Regions from separate parts of the Homo sapiens genome. Here region 1 is linked to region 2. The links are chromatin loops, found by intact Hi-C in ENCODE. Cell type or tissue: psoas muscle. All regions are shown on one strand.

Evidence for each region. Peaks named below come from ENCODE experiments on the same cell type or tissue, not always from the same donor. Only the 100,000 strongest peaks of a DNase experiment are listed, where the experiment ranks them.
Region 1: it touches region 2 in a loop (2.8-fold over the local background); 28 of 110 quality-filtered maps call a loop at or near these places.

The regions. Positions count from the first base shown.
Region 1 is chr9:35,123,920-35,126,419 of GRCh38, reverse strand. No RefSeq gene overlaps it. Among named protein-coding and RNA genes, the nearest start is that of ATOSB, 9.3 kb to the right of the region's middle. In psoas muscle, no CTCF peak of the experiment used is centred here; no DNase peak of the experiment used is centred here.
Region 2 is chr9:35,394,489-35,396,988 of GRCh38, reverse strand. It overlaps UNC13B (unc-13 homolog B), which reads right to left. Exons shown (of 40, transcript NM_001371189.2): 27 at 387-513; 28 at 52-148. Among named protein-coding and RNA genes, the nearest start is that of RUSC2, 94 kb to the left of the region's middle. In psoas muscle, no CTCF peak of the experiment used is centred here; a DNase peak (open chromatin) is centred at 1,508.

The sequences.
Region 1 (2,500 bases), 270 kb after region 2:
TGGTCAGAACACAGCTTAGTTTTATACATTTTAAGGAGATGTGAGACATCAATCAATATACAAAAGAAGTACATTGGTTCTGTCTAGAAAGGTGGGGATAACTCGAAGCAGGGAGAGGGCTTCCAGGTCACATGTAGGTGGAGAGAAAAATGGTTGCATTCTTTTGAGTTTCTGATGAAACTTTCCAAAGGAGGCAAACAGAATATGTGTGTATCTCAGTGAGCAAAGGGATGATTTTGAATAGAATGGGAGGCAGATTTGCCCTGTGCAGTTCCCAGCTAGAATTTTTCCTTTAGCTTAGTGATTTTGGGGGCCCAAGATATTTTCCTTTCACAATATTAAACACATTACAATTTAAGAAGCCTTGCAAATTTTTTGAACTAAAACTTTTTTCTGCTCTGCATATGTTTTGCCACCATCAGTTGTAACACAATTTAATAGATTTCCACTTCTGGTTGTACTGAACTAGTGTTTTCTCAACTTCTTTGAAAATATTTTCACCTGTAATTGTTTCATGCAGACTATTCATAGAGGCTAATTTACTTACTTCATATTCATCATTGAATTGTTGAATAAAAAACAGCTGAACAGTACTGGTAACACACATTCATCAAGAGCAAGGAAATCCACTTCAGATCATTGCTTTTTTTTTTTTTTTTTTTTTGAGATGGAGTGTCACTCACTCTATCACCCAAGCTGGAGTGCAATCGCAGGATCTCAGCTCACTGCAACTTCCACCTCCCGGGTTCAAGTGATTCTCCTGCCTCAGGCTCCTGAGTAGCTGGGATTACAGGTGACCACCACCATGCCCGGCTAATTTTTGTATTTTTAGTAGAGACGTGGTTTCACCATGTTGGCCAGGCTGGTCTTGCACTCCTGACCTCAAGTGATCCACCCGTCTCAGCCTCCCAAAGTGCTGGGATTACAGGTGCCTTCTCTTTTAACAGACTATTGCATTGCTCTTGGGGAAATGAAATAATCCTGCCGCAAAAAGATTCCTCCCTGTCAATATAGATGAGTGAGAGAATGTAATTTCTTATTGAGTAAGCAATAACAGATTACATGCATGTAAGGTAGCCTGAAAATGACTACAAGGTTAAGACAAAATTGCACATAACTTATACAGCAAAGCAGAAGAAAGAACAATATCTCCTCAAGGGACAAAGGACTGTGCCTCCTGAAAAATCTCCTGTGCGTCCAGCAAGAGACCCTTGTTTACATATCTAGAGGTCATTTGGCACACAACCTTGGAGTTACATCCGTATTGTAAAAACTGGAGTCTAGGCTTAATCCCTAGAGAGATTCCAAATATTAGAGTAAGGACCCAAATTTATTTTGTATCCAAGGAGTAACTCTAAGAACTCTAAGAGAGGAGTCTGGGTGCAGTGGCTCAGGCCTGTAATCCCAACACTTTGGGAGGCTGATCCCAGGAGTTTGAGACCAGCCCTGGGCAACATGGTGAGACCCCATCTCTACAAATTTTTTTTTTTTTTTTTTTTGAGACCAAGTCTTGGTCTGTCGCCCAGGCTGGAGTGCGATGGTGCGATCGCAGCTCAAGGCAACCTCCGCCTCCTGGGTTCAAGTGATTCCCCTGCTTCAGCCTCCCAAGTAGCTGGGATTACAGGCACGCACCATCATGCCCAGCTAATTTTTGTATTTTTAGTAGAGATGGGGTTTCACCATGTTGGCCAGGCTGGTCTCAACCCCCTGATTTCAAGTGATCCACCTGCCTTGGCCTCCCAAAGTGCTGGGATTACGGGCACAAGCCACTGCACCCAGCCAAAAAATAAATATATATATTTTTAATTAGCTGGGCTTAGTGGCACAGGGCTATCATCCCAGCTATTCAGGAAGCCGAGCCAAGTGGATCCCTTGAGCCTGGGAGGTTGAGTCTGCTGCAGTGAACCATGATTGTGCCACTGCACTCCAGTCTGGGTGACAGAGCAGGACCCTGACTCAAAAAAAAAAAAAAGAAAAAGAAAGGAAGAAAGAAAAGGAGAAAAAAATGAAAGGAGAGAGAGGAAATGGTTTATTTGCCCTTTATAAATGGAGAAAATAACTTTTATTTATCCTTACACTCCCAATGTCCTCAGCTCTACAAGCAACTGTTATCACCAAAAGGCAAATTGTCTTAAGCAAGCTTATTTTCCTTGGACACACTTTTTTGGCTGCTACAATCAATAATGTAGTCCAGGCGCGGTGGCTCACGCCTGTAATCCCAGCACTTTGGGAGGCCGAGGCGGGCGGATCATGAGGTCAGGAGATCAAGACCATGGTGAAACCCCGTCTCTACTAAAAAAAATACAAAAAAATTAGCTGGGCGCGGTGGCAGGTGCCTGTAGTCCCAGCTACTCTGGAGGCTGAGGCAGGAGAATGGCGTGAACCCAGGAGGCGGAGTTTGCAGTGAGCCGAGATTGCACCACTGCACCCCAGCTTGGGTGACAGAGCAAGACTCCGTCTCAAAAAAAAAAAAAAATCAATAATGTATTTGGGGCTAGTT
Region 2 (2,500 bases):
ATTGCTGGGAGACCTGGCCTGAACCCGGTGCAGCCAAAGCCCCTGACTTACTCCATCCTTCTTATCTCGTTCCAGGGCCCCACGCAGGAATTCCAGGGATACATCCTCATTCTCATCCAGCCATTGTAGCACGAACTGCTCAAACCACCTGCAGCCACAGCAGGAGAACAGGGGCTTAGAACTAGCGGTGGGAATACGCCACTTCCTGACAGCTCCACCAGACTGGGGTCCTCGGGATGGCAGGGCACAGTTTAACACTTTTCTTTGTCTACGGTGGTACCTGAACAGGCAGTCCCCGAGACTGGCTTGCTGAAATGAATTGGGGATACTAGCCCTGCCCACCCAGAGGGCTCCCTTCCCTCTGTAGTGCCCACATGATGACTCACGCTGGGTACTCAGGCACCTGCCCCTGGAGGACAGGCAGATCCCGCACGTATTCATTGTGGAGCCACTTCACCTTGAAGTGCAGGTTCATGTAGTCAGCACTTTTACACAGGTGGTCTTTCTCATGCTCTAGTGGTAGGGAGAAAGGTTGGGTCAGGTCCCAGCAGTAGAGGCCATGGTTCCTGAGCCTTCCCAAGGCAGCAGATCTGGTCAGGCAGCTCCATCAGATGTCTTAGGACAAGGGTGACTCCCAACCTCCTTCTCACAGCCATCTCTCCCCAACAGTGTTCTGCTCAGCAACTCTCCACAAGCTTGGCCCAAATCTTCCTCTAGAAAGACTAAGCCAGACTCCCAGATAAAGCCTGCAGTCTTTTTGCTCTAGCGTTTGGAAGTGGTCTTTTTGTTCTAGCATCTGGCCTCTGGTGTAGAAGAGGAGAAAGGGCCATGGGTGCTGATGCTGATTAGTAGGGAGACTGCCCATGACTGTAGAGGACAATGGTTTTCCAGGGCCTTTCTGATCACAGTAGCTGAGTCATCCTTCAGACAGGCTTAAAGGCAGAGATGAGCAGGTGTACATGGCATGAATGGGTCAGTGACAACTACAGAGACAGGGAAAATCAAACTGGGCCCAAGTTGACAGAGCAGTTGGGCAGCCATGGTGTAATGGAATCTTGAGGCAAACTGAAGGGCTCCAGGGCAGAGCTGAGACATTGAAAAAATGAATTCTCAGGGAAGTATGCAAATATGAATAGTCAGTTTGGAAACTATGGAAACACAGCCAGATGAAAGGACATATCATGCTGCAGAAAATGGGGCACTTACTACGAATTTGAAAAGTCATCTTGCTGAATCTCCAGAGCCTTCTGGAAAATCTAAGACAAAGATAACTCACAATTTGCTCAGAGTCTGGAGCACTGGCCACACCCATAGGTTCTCTTCATCTACCCGCTTCATAGTTGAAGCACTAATTTGAATAATAAAAATCAATTGTATGCTGACACATCAACATAATGGTAAAAGCAAGCAAATGTGGGAGAGGACTAAGCAGCAGAGAAGAGAAGGCCACTGTCCTTGGGGACTTTGTTGCTCAACTTTGAGTTGCCATGGGTGATGCTCCTCCAAGTCAAGGCGGAACATCCAGGCTGGGGCAGCTGGCCCTTGTGAACTAGTGTAGCAGACACTGAAGGAGGAAATGGAAGCCCGGGATTCTGCCTCAAAGGGCTTCAAGTCCCAGGAATTTCATTCCCTGGCACTGCAGGCAGCACTGTCTCAACCTAAAGTTGCATTTGCAGTCTCTTCTATGAAGCAGTGAGCAGGAGAAGAGGGAAAAGGTGTAAGACTAGAGGCAAAAGGACAACTAAATGTTCTTACCACCCAGAAAGAGGACTTTTCGTATATGAATGACAGTGGTTGCTTGTGACAGAGCAGACACCAATGAGCAACAAAGAGAGTGAAAAAATCAGGGACATCAGAGAGACCCTCAGGGACATCAAAAGAGAGCCCCTCTCCTCCACCCCCATCCCCTGCTGTTCTGGAACCAGTCTAAGAACCTAGAAACATCAGGAGGGCCCTCCTCCTTCCTTTTCAAGCAGGACTGCCCATCACTCCATAACTCCCTAACTCTTTCTTTTAGGGACCTTCAAGTTACTGTTTCTACATATAATTTTCACTTTCTCTGTCAATTTATTATCTGCACTCTGGCCCCTATCCCTAATTTCTGTATTAACTTCTCTGGTATAAAAACTAACTGACAAGTTCTGAAACACCGGTCACACTTTAAACTATTCTAACAAGTCCCATGGAGTCATGCTCCAGTAAAGTTGTTTGAGGTGGGGTAATCTGTCAGAAAGGCCAATCCATAACCTCCTGCCCCTGACTTCCACCTAACTCCCTCCTTTCCTCCTGGAGAGCTCTTCCAACCTCATGATTTCAACTACCCAGTTTGCTGGTATCTCCCCCTAATCTCTCTTTGGTTCTGGTAACGTCTATATAAACTTCTTATTTTTTTTGAGATGGAGTCTCGCTCTGTCACCCAGGGTGGAGTGCAGTGGTGCTATCTCTGCTCACTGCAACCTCTGCCTCCTGGGTTCAAGCAATTCTCCTGCCTCAGGCTCCT